2 separate regions of the Mus musculus genome follow, and region 1 is linked to region 2. A link is a contact called in ENCODE POLR2A ChIA-PET data. All regions are on one chromosome and are shown on one strand. Each heading gives the region's core, a stretch centred on a gene start or an enhancer-like site at or near the end of the contact. The rest is flanking DNA. Distances are from core to core; before and after follow the strand shown. Region 1 holds the start of Phf12 (PHD finger protein 12). Region 2 holds the start of Pipox (pipecolic acid oxidase).

The links. ChIA-PET counts read pairs that join two places held with the same protein, here RNA polymerase II (POLR2A).
Region 1: POLR2A ChIA-PET joins it to region 2 with 11 read pairs in embryonic stem cell. The contact joins the promoter of Phf12 here to the promoter of Pipox in region 2. POLR2A ChIA-PET finds 5 or more read pairs at or near these places in 3 of 5 experiments (Patski and embryonic stem cell).

The regions. Positions count from the first base shown.
Region 1 is chr11:77,979,942-77,984,380 of GRCm38, forward strand. It overlaps Phf12 (PHD finger protein 12), which reads left to right and starts at 2,875. Exons shown (of 15, transcript NM_174852.3): 1 at 2,875-3,436; 2 at 4,075-4,256. The coding sequence starts at 3,371.
Region 2 is chr11:77,891,543-77,895,536 of GRCm38, forward strand. It overlaps Pipox (pipecolic acid oxidase), which reads right to left and starts at 2,330. Exons shown (of 8, transcript NM_008952.2): 1 at 2,125-2,330; 2 at 570-718. The coding sequence starts at 2,238.

The DNA of each region.
Region 1 (4,439 bases), core at 1,625-4,124, 89 kb after region 2:
TAATTAAAAAATAATAATTAAAAAAATTGAAAAAAAATAAAATAAACTGCATGGTGGTGGCACATACCCTTAATTCCAGCACTCGGGAGGCAGAGGTAGACAGGTTTCTGAGTTTGAGGACAGCCAGGGCTACATAGAGAAACCATATCTCAAAAAAGCCATAAAATACAAATAAAGGAAAAAAATTTAAAGTCATGACTGGCCAGGATGCACTTAAATTTGCCCCTTCCCTATGTCCCCTAAAGCCTTCTGAGATGAATGTATCTTCCCAGGAGTCAGACAACAGAAAATTACGGCACTCGGAAGCTGTAAGACAAAAATCCCTGAAAGGAAGACTAGCATCCACTAGCATCTTCTGCTTCTACAGTCTTCAGCGGAAAGATGTGGACCAGAAATTCCTCCTAGCCTCTATCCCAAGTCAAGGCGTTCCAATTCGTTCATAGTGCAATGCCTAGATGGACCACAAGAGGTCGATTCCAGAAGCATTTCCATCCCAGCAGCTCTCTTTCTTGAAGTCCCCTTTCACACCCTGAGCTGGAGCTCTCCAAGGTGGCACCAAGTCCTGTCCCAACTAGGCTGACCTCCTCCTCAGGCTCCAAGAGAAAAGTGTGTGGAGTGATTTGTTCCTCTGTCAACAGAGCCAATCTCATTTTCCTCACTATCCCACTGCCCGCTCCTGTTTTCAGCTGCAATGGATGTGTTGACCAAAGCACAAAGCCTCACTCATGGGGCGTGTGCCAGTGGCTTACTTCTCTGTCCAGTAATACCTCCAGGCTGACATAGCAGCACAGCTGTGCTATGGTAGTAGGAAGGAAGCCAGTAAAAGAGGGCATATGAGGTTCCAGCTTCTGAGGTTATGTAGCAGGAAGGAGGCATAAAGCCTGGCTTCTTCCCTTCAAGGAGCCTAGCTCAGCTCTCTCCTCTGAGAGTCACACCGCAGTTCTTTCCTATAGCTGCTAGTCTATTGTTGGCCATAGCAACGGAAGAGCAGCCAGTTTGCATGCATTCTTCACTTCCCCATAACGTTATTCTTTCTAGGCACTAATACAGGGCCGAGAGAGAGAGAGAGAGAGAGAGAGAGAGAGAGAGAGAGAGAGGCAGAGAGACAAAGAGAGAGAGAGCACTAAAACTTCACAAAGCACTAAAACTTCACACAGATATTTATATCCCCTTTGACTTACAGTCCTGACTGTCCTAAAAGAAGGAGCAATAGTTTCTCAGAGACAGTAAACACGGTGTAGGGGACAAAGTCTGACCTGTGAATCAAGAAATGTTTCCTTTTTAGGTTTGCTATAAACTCAATATGCGTCTAAGCAAACCACTCTCCACTCTGTACCTGGAAATGAAGAATTTAAATCAAATAGTCTCTAAGTCCCTCCCAGGTTTACGGGTCTGAGAATAATGTGTGTAGTAACATAAAAATGAGTTTAGGAGATTCCAGGCGTAGTAGCACACGTCGATCCCAGAAATGGGACCGGAGGCAGAAGCAGTCGGATTTCTGTGAGTTCATGACCTATCTAGTCTACATAACAAGTTCTAGGGCTGCGGAGTAAGACTGTCTTAACAGAACGAACAAACGAAAGAAAGAAACGGCAGGACATAGCTGCATGTCACCAGTGTTAATTAATGCCTAGTGGGGTTCATTCATTCGCAATTAGGCAGAGTATCTGTCCATATTGGAAAGTGATAACAAGGGCATAACAGCGCACACCCAAAGAGAGGTATGTCTCTCTGCTCAGAATGCGAGGTGAGGGGCTCAAACTACAAACCCCAGTGTGCAATACGGCAGCTCTCAAAAGTATCCTTTCCCGGCAGGCTTTTCTTCGTGTACATCCTATGGTCCAGTGCAGCGCCTGAAGGCTGAACTACAACTCCCACAATCCATCAGATCCATCGCGAGTCTAACTACCAGAGTGCAAAGCGGTCCCGTTCACCCTTTGAACTCTGCGCGTTGCAAGATGGGGATTGAAGTCAGCTGTAGGCAGGTAGCTGGGCGTTGTCAGGATTACGGACTGTTTGGGCTTTTGACTTCCTCTTTCGGAGTAGTTCACAGGGACAGTGGTTAAGAGAGGGTAAGAACAGCTTGAAATATCTTGGGTTCCATCGGGACCCAAGGCAGCAATGCTCGTGCTAAAATTAGGTGCTGAGAGTGGAAATGAAGTGGAAAGAGCAGTCATCCGATCTGCCACCAAAAGCGTCTTTTTTTTTTTTTTTTTTTGTCGCAATGCTTTTTTTTTCCCTCTTTACCAATATGGCGGCCTAGTCCAGACACACCTGACACTGGAGACAAACAGTCCACTACACCATCCATATGGGTACTGCTGCAGCCGAAAGCTACCAGCTCCATACAGCATCCCACGCTCCTCCTTGGTCGTGACTGAGGACTCCAAGGGCATGGTAGCCCCAAATCTCATTACCAAAATGGCGAAAGGAGAAGCTTTTTTTTTTTTTTTTTTTTTTTGTGCAGGCCTCCAGGTACAACGCGCCTGCGCGTGAGGCGGCTGTGTGAGGGGACGGGAGGGTGGCGACCCAACACGCCTGCGCGGGACCAGAGCCCGTGGTCCGCACACAAACACCAATGGGTGATGCGTCTTCCAGTTCCTGCGGCTGCGCCGTGACCCCTACGCGCTTTCCCAGGCGCCTAAGCGAGGCCTCAGGTTCCGCCCTCCAATCGCAGTACGCCGGCGCACGGCGGAGAGGCGGGGCTTCTGGGCTCCGGGCGAATGCCAGCGCGGCTGCGCGCCGGGGGGTACCCCATCACCGCGGCTGCGCGGGAGCCAGGCCGCCGGCTGTCACTGCGGTTGCGCGCGGCGAGCGGCGATCCCGGGGCGCCTGCGCGGGTGGCTTTGCGGGCGCTCGCGGTAAGTTTGCGCCAAGTGCGCGGCAGCCGGGACGCAGACGGCAGCGGCGGCGAGAGGCGGAGCCCGGGGACCACCCCCCATCATCCTCCCCAGAGTCACCTCACGAACCACAACCTCACCTAACCTCTCACCCCCCCCTCCGGTCCCCCAAGCCCGGGATGGCAGCGCCCGCTAGCCTTCCCGGCCGGACCAGCGGTCGCCAGCGCCAGCTTTAGCCTGTGGGCCTAGGCCCCCGCCGAGGCCTGACCCCCGGAGCCGGGATCCACTGTGCAGCCAGCCGCTGGGCCGGGGCTGAGGGGTTGCTCCCCTCTCGCGGCCCGTGGGGAGGACGCTGCCGTCCCAGGGACTGGGGGCCGGGGGGTGGGGGGGAGCCAGGGCGAGGAAGTCGGAACCTGTGTTGGGAAGAGAGAAGGGGACCGGGGGTCAGAGGTGCCCCCTTCCCCTCCTCCCCCCTCCCCCCGGGGCTGGGGGGGCCGGAGCAGAGAGCGCCCAGCCCGAGAGGTGGATGAATGTGGGAGAAAATGGAGACCAAGACGATCGTGTACGACTTGGACACGTCGGGGGGGCTGATGGAGGTAAGAGTGGCCCTCATCCTTTTCCCCCCAGTGCCAGGAGGGTACCTCCGCCCCACAAAGCCGGCCCTAAGCTCGAAGCGCCAGAGGGCCGGGAAAAGGGGGGGTTGTTCTTCCTCACCCAGTCTCTTCCTCCCCTCTTTGCAATTTGGGGGACTGAGCTTAGCTTCCGAGGACGTCTGCAGCAGTTTCACCTACCAGCCGCCCTCGATTCGCTCCCTGAGGCTTCAGCCCACTCCATTTCATTGCACCGGCAGGCCTCCCCACCCCCTTCTTGTCGGCCCCTTTGTGCTTCCCCCTGCACGTCCGGGTACCAAGCTTCGGGCCTCTCCCGAGCCGGGCTTTGGAGTCCCCCACTGTCCATACAAGGAAGTGGCAAGAAGAGAACCGCGCACCCTCTCCCCATCCCCCTACCCTGGTCCTCCCCATTTGGAAGGAGCTTTTCTTGTTGTGCTGCAGGAACGCAGTTAGGGTGGGCTCCCCTTGATTCCGGGGACCGAGAGGTTCTGGAAGCAGCCTGGATGGGAGGAAGAAGGACAAAAGGGGGAAGAGGGGTGGGTGACGGAGAAGCGGCGCCGGTGGGACTACGGGCTACCCGGGAGCTCCGAATGTGCACACATGCCGTCTGTATGTGTGTGCAGCAAATCCAAGCTCTGCTGGCTCCCCCCAAGACGGACGAGGCAGAAAAGCGGAGTCGGAAGCCCGAGAAGGAGTCCCGGAGAAGCGGCAGGGCCACCAACCACGACAGCTGCGATAGCTGCAAGGAAGGTGGGGATCTCTTGTGCTGCGATCACTGCCCTGCCGCCTTCCACCTCCAGTGCTGGTAAGGGCTGGGGACCCCTTTGGAGCCCCTTGGCAGACCCTACTCAGCACATTCCTTCACCAGGCCTGTAGAAATAACGGGAGCTTGCAGCCGCTAGCCGACTCTCTAGTCGCTGGGGCGAGCGCCTCTGCGCCCTTGGTATTTGCCGGGATCCGGCCAATTTGCGGGAAGGAGCAGCGGCGT
Region 2 (3,994 bases), core at 1,080-3,579:
TATGTAGGCAAAACATCCATACACATACATTATACATACTATTTTTTAAGTTAGGACATGAGTTAGAATATAGATTTTAGCCGGGCGGTGGTGGCTAACGCCTTTAATCCCAGCACTTGGGAGGCAGAGGCAGGCAGATTTCTGAGTTCGAGGCCAGCCTGGTCTACAGAGTGAGTTCCAGGACAGCCGGGGCTACACAGAGAAACCATCTCAAAAAACAAAAAACAAAAAACAAAAAAATTATATAGATTTTGACGCAGGCCCTATAAGATGGCTCTGGAAGGCTTTGCGCAGGCCTGCTCTAGATACCTGTCCATGGTCATCCTCTAAGTTTTCAGAAAACAACCTGTAAGAGCCTTGGTCACAGGATCTAACCAGGCCTGGAACTCAAAGGTACAGAGGCCAGCAGCATCTGTGACAGTGAGCAGAAGGCCTCCACATGACTGGCACCTCCCTCCTGGGCTTGTGTCCCTCCAGTTGCATTTCAAGTTCACACCTTACAGCATCACACATTCAAAGCACCTGGAGGGATGGGTCCCCTGTGTTCCTGGTCTTCCTCCCTCGCCCACCTGTGTAACTGGGTTCCGGCTTCACGCTCCAGCTGGGCCCATGTCTGATAACATTCCTTCATCATCATCGTGTAGAAGTCCTCTGGATAAGCCTTTCTGATTATGCGGCTCTGTCCATGTGAGCTTCCTCGGGAATGGGGAAGAAAGAACTTGACAAGAAAGACAAGAAAGACAATGGAAGTCACTGCCCTTTGGCTCAGCCTTCCCTTTGTTCTTTAGGAGCCATCTTAGGCTTCAAATGGTTCCTTTCTAATCCTGGGGCCTAGACCTCTGGCCTTGCACAAAGGAGGCAAGTAGGTGCCCTGCAGATGAGCTATCTATTGCCCTAGACCTCTTTTTATTTCTTATTTGAGTCACTGTCATGTTATGTAGCCCAGGCAGGCCTTAAGCTTGCAATCCCCCTACATTGGTCTCCTGAGCAACTGGGATTTTCAGGTGCTCATCGCCAGGCCTAGATATTTTCAAATATTTCCATACTTCCAGGTCTCCTTGAGGCCCACTGATTGGCCAGGCATTCTGGTTAGCAATAGTACCTCAGCACTGACTAAATTTTTCCTTTTGTAAATAGCCCTGGCAGCCACCCATCCATTTGTTAATAACCTTCTATTATCCCACTGAATTCACACCCTGCTTAGATGCCTAGAAAAGCAGAGTCAGAAAACCTTCCAGATTATGCAAATCGAGCCCCATGGTTTTCCGGATCAGGAAAAGGATGTCATCTCACTGAGCCTTCAGGTACCCAGGATAAGGGAGCAATCTTAGGATTAGGGGGGTGCGGGGTGAAGCAAAATGGAGGTTTTCCTGCAGGTTGTAACAGAAATCCCTTGGGCTTTGGGAAAACAGAGGAACTGAAGACAATTCCCAGGATGTGGTAACCTGCTCAGAGAGCTGCAAGGCAGAATGGAAAGGAAGAAGCCACAGGGGTAGAAAACTCAACTTGACAGATTGCATAGGCCCCACCCCTGAGGGGCCCTGCAGGGTCCCAGTGCCACCCTCATTTGAAGCAGTCATGTGATCACTTTTCCTTTAAGGAAAGACGACCTGTGTCTTAGTTCCCGGGCATCAAGTGAGGAGGTCGCTGTTACCCAAAGGTGGAAGAATTCAACAGCAGCTCCTGCTAGGTTCTGGAAGGAGCAGCTGAGAAAACGCAGCTTTCTCCAAAGCTGGTACATCAGCCTTTGCCTCTAGGCAAAACTGTCTTTATTTAAGGTTACCCAGAGCAGAATTGATTCTTTTTCTGGTTGTATCAACCATGTGGGCAAAGACAAGACAGGGTTGCAAGAATGAAAAGAAGTGGGACACTTCTTGATCCGGGGCAAGAACTAAGAGACTTAAAAGAGTATACCAAGAAACCTCACGTGGACTTAAGGGTGGGAATTTTCTTTGCATTGTCAAGATCCACGTGAAGTGGCTACGAAGCTACGAAGTGCACAGAATTCCTGATGTCTGACCGTTTGGCTTCACTTATAGCCCAAAAATTCTGGAAAGCCCTCCCTAGGAGAGGAAAGAAGAGGGGACAGTCTTATATAGCAGAAGGGCAGAAGGCACAGTGTACCTGCTCCAGCAGGAGGACGCTCTTGGAGTGTTTGGCCAGGTGGTACGCGGTAAAGCAGCCCTGGATGCCTGCTCCAATCACAATAGCATCCCAGAAATCTGTCTGAGCAGCCATGATGCCACAAAGCCCACTGAAGAGAAGGCAAACAAAGGCACCTCCAGGCTACAGGGGGAGGAGGGAGGCAAAGTCCAGCTAAACTAGAGTTCCCACAATCCCTTGGGGCTCATGTCCTTGTCTTTCTTTCCCTCCCCAAAAAGCCTGGCACAGGGCTCAGCCTCCGCCTCCCCCTGCAGAGCAGAGCTGGGTGGACTGATTTGTGAGGTTTCGCCCAGCTCAGCTGCTAGCCTCACCCTTGCATCCCTCCAGTTTGCTATTCTTGGCTCAATTATTGTCATGCAAATGGCGCCTTCCCATGCCACCTTCCTGTCTCATTATGATCTTTGTCTCAGGACTTTGCCCGGAATTTCAATGCCTCCCAGACCAAGCTGGGCCCCGGGAATGCTGCCTCCCCCTGCTGGCTTCCCTCTCTGCAGCTTGATTTCCTCCAGAGAGCTACCCGGCCAGCCAAGAACTTGGCAGGATGCCCAGGGTATGGCCCTCCTCCCTGGTGGGTGGCGAGGTCAGGGGGTAGATGCAGGGGCCAACTGGGAGGGCAGTTTTGTGATTATGAAATCATTCTCAGTGTGTTTTACTTTCATGTTGAAAAAAGGACAATAAATGATCCTGAAGAGGAAAAAAAAAAATCCAGGAAAGGACAGTGCGAGGAAGAACCTTGTCCTCAGGCACACGGGGAACCAGGCACCAGCCAGCACACACAGGGGCCATGTGCAGAGAAGCCTTCTGTGCCAGGCAGCAGGCTCAATGGGGATTGTTACAGGCACTGGGGACAGAGCCAGGGTTGGCAGGTCCTGATTCTTATACACTTTGGGGGTCCATTTTAAGATAAAAGGGGAAAGGGGCCTGGAGGCTTAGCTCAGCGGTAGACTTTTGTGTTTGGCATGTTCGGGGTCCTGGGTTTAGCACCCAGCACTAAAAATAAAAGAGAAAAAAAAAAAAAAAAGAAAAAATTAGTCATGCAAAACTAGATGGCAGGACTTCGAAGAGACCGCTCAATTAGAGAGCCCCATGGTTGAAGTTTTATTAGCTTCCTGGTAAATCTGCCTCGGAATACATTATCTCATTAAATTCTCAGGATTTTTTTTTTTTTTTGTATGTGTGTGTGTGTATTTTTATCCTCATTTTTTTTGAGCAGATTAGAGATAGCCTCAAGTTCTCTGTCGGTTTTCCCATTACATGCTTGCCCAATAGAATACAGTGACTGCTACCCTCTTTCTGACCCAAGCCTTTGGACATCTTCTTGTGTTGAAGCACTCGTTCTTAGACCCTGAACCAACATGTTAGAAGTCCAGCCACTCTGTGAGAGAGAGAGATGAGAAAAGTCACACATAGGAAGAGAAGCCATTTTGGACCTTGTGTCCAGACAAACTAACCACCCATGACCTGACCCAGTCCATGGCACGTGACCCAACAGCCAAGCTGTGTCAGCATTCCCCAGTTTTATGAAGTAAAATAAAATGCTTGTTTTTAGACACTAACTTTTGAGGTTGGTTGTTTATAATCATAAACACACCACTAAACAGACAAAGATGGCAGGATCTGCCCAAGGACCCATTCTAGGTGTGCCAAGAGGCTAAGATGTGAACCCAGGTCTATCTGCTCCAAAACTTACTTCTTGTTAGTATTTTCTTTCGTTTTTTTTGGATACAGGGTCTCATGTATCGCTTAACTGGCCTCCAACCTGCTTTGCCTCCACAGGTGACCTTGAACTTCTGATTTTTCTGCCCCTACCTCCTGGGAAAATAGACCCGTA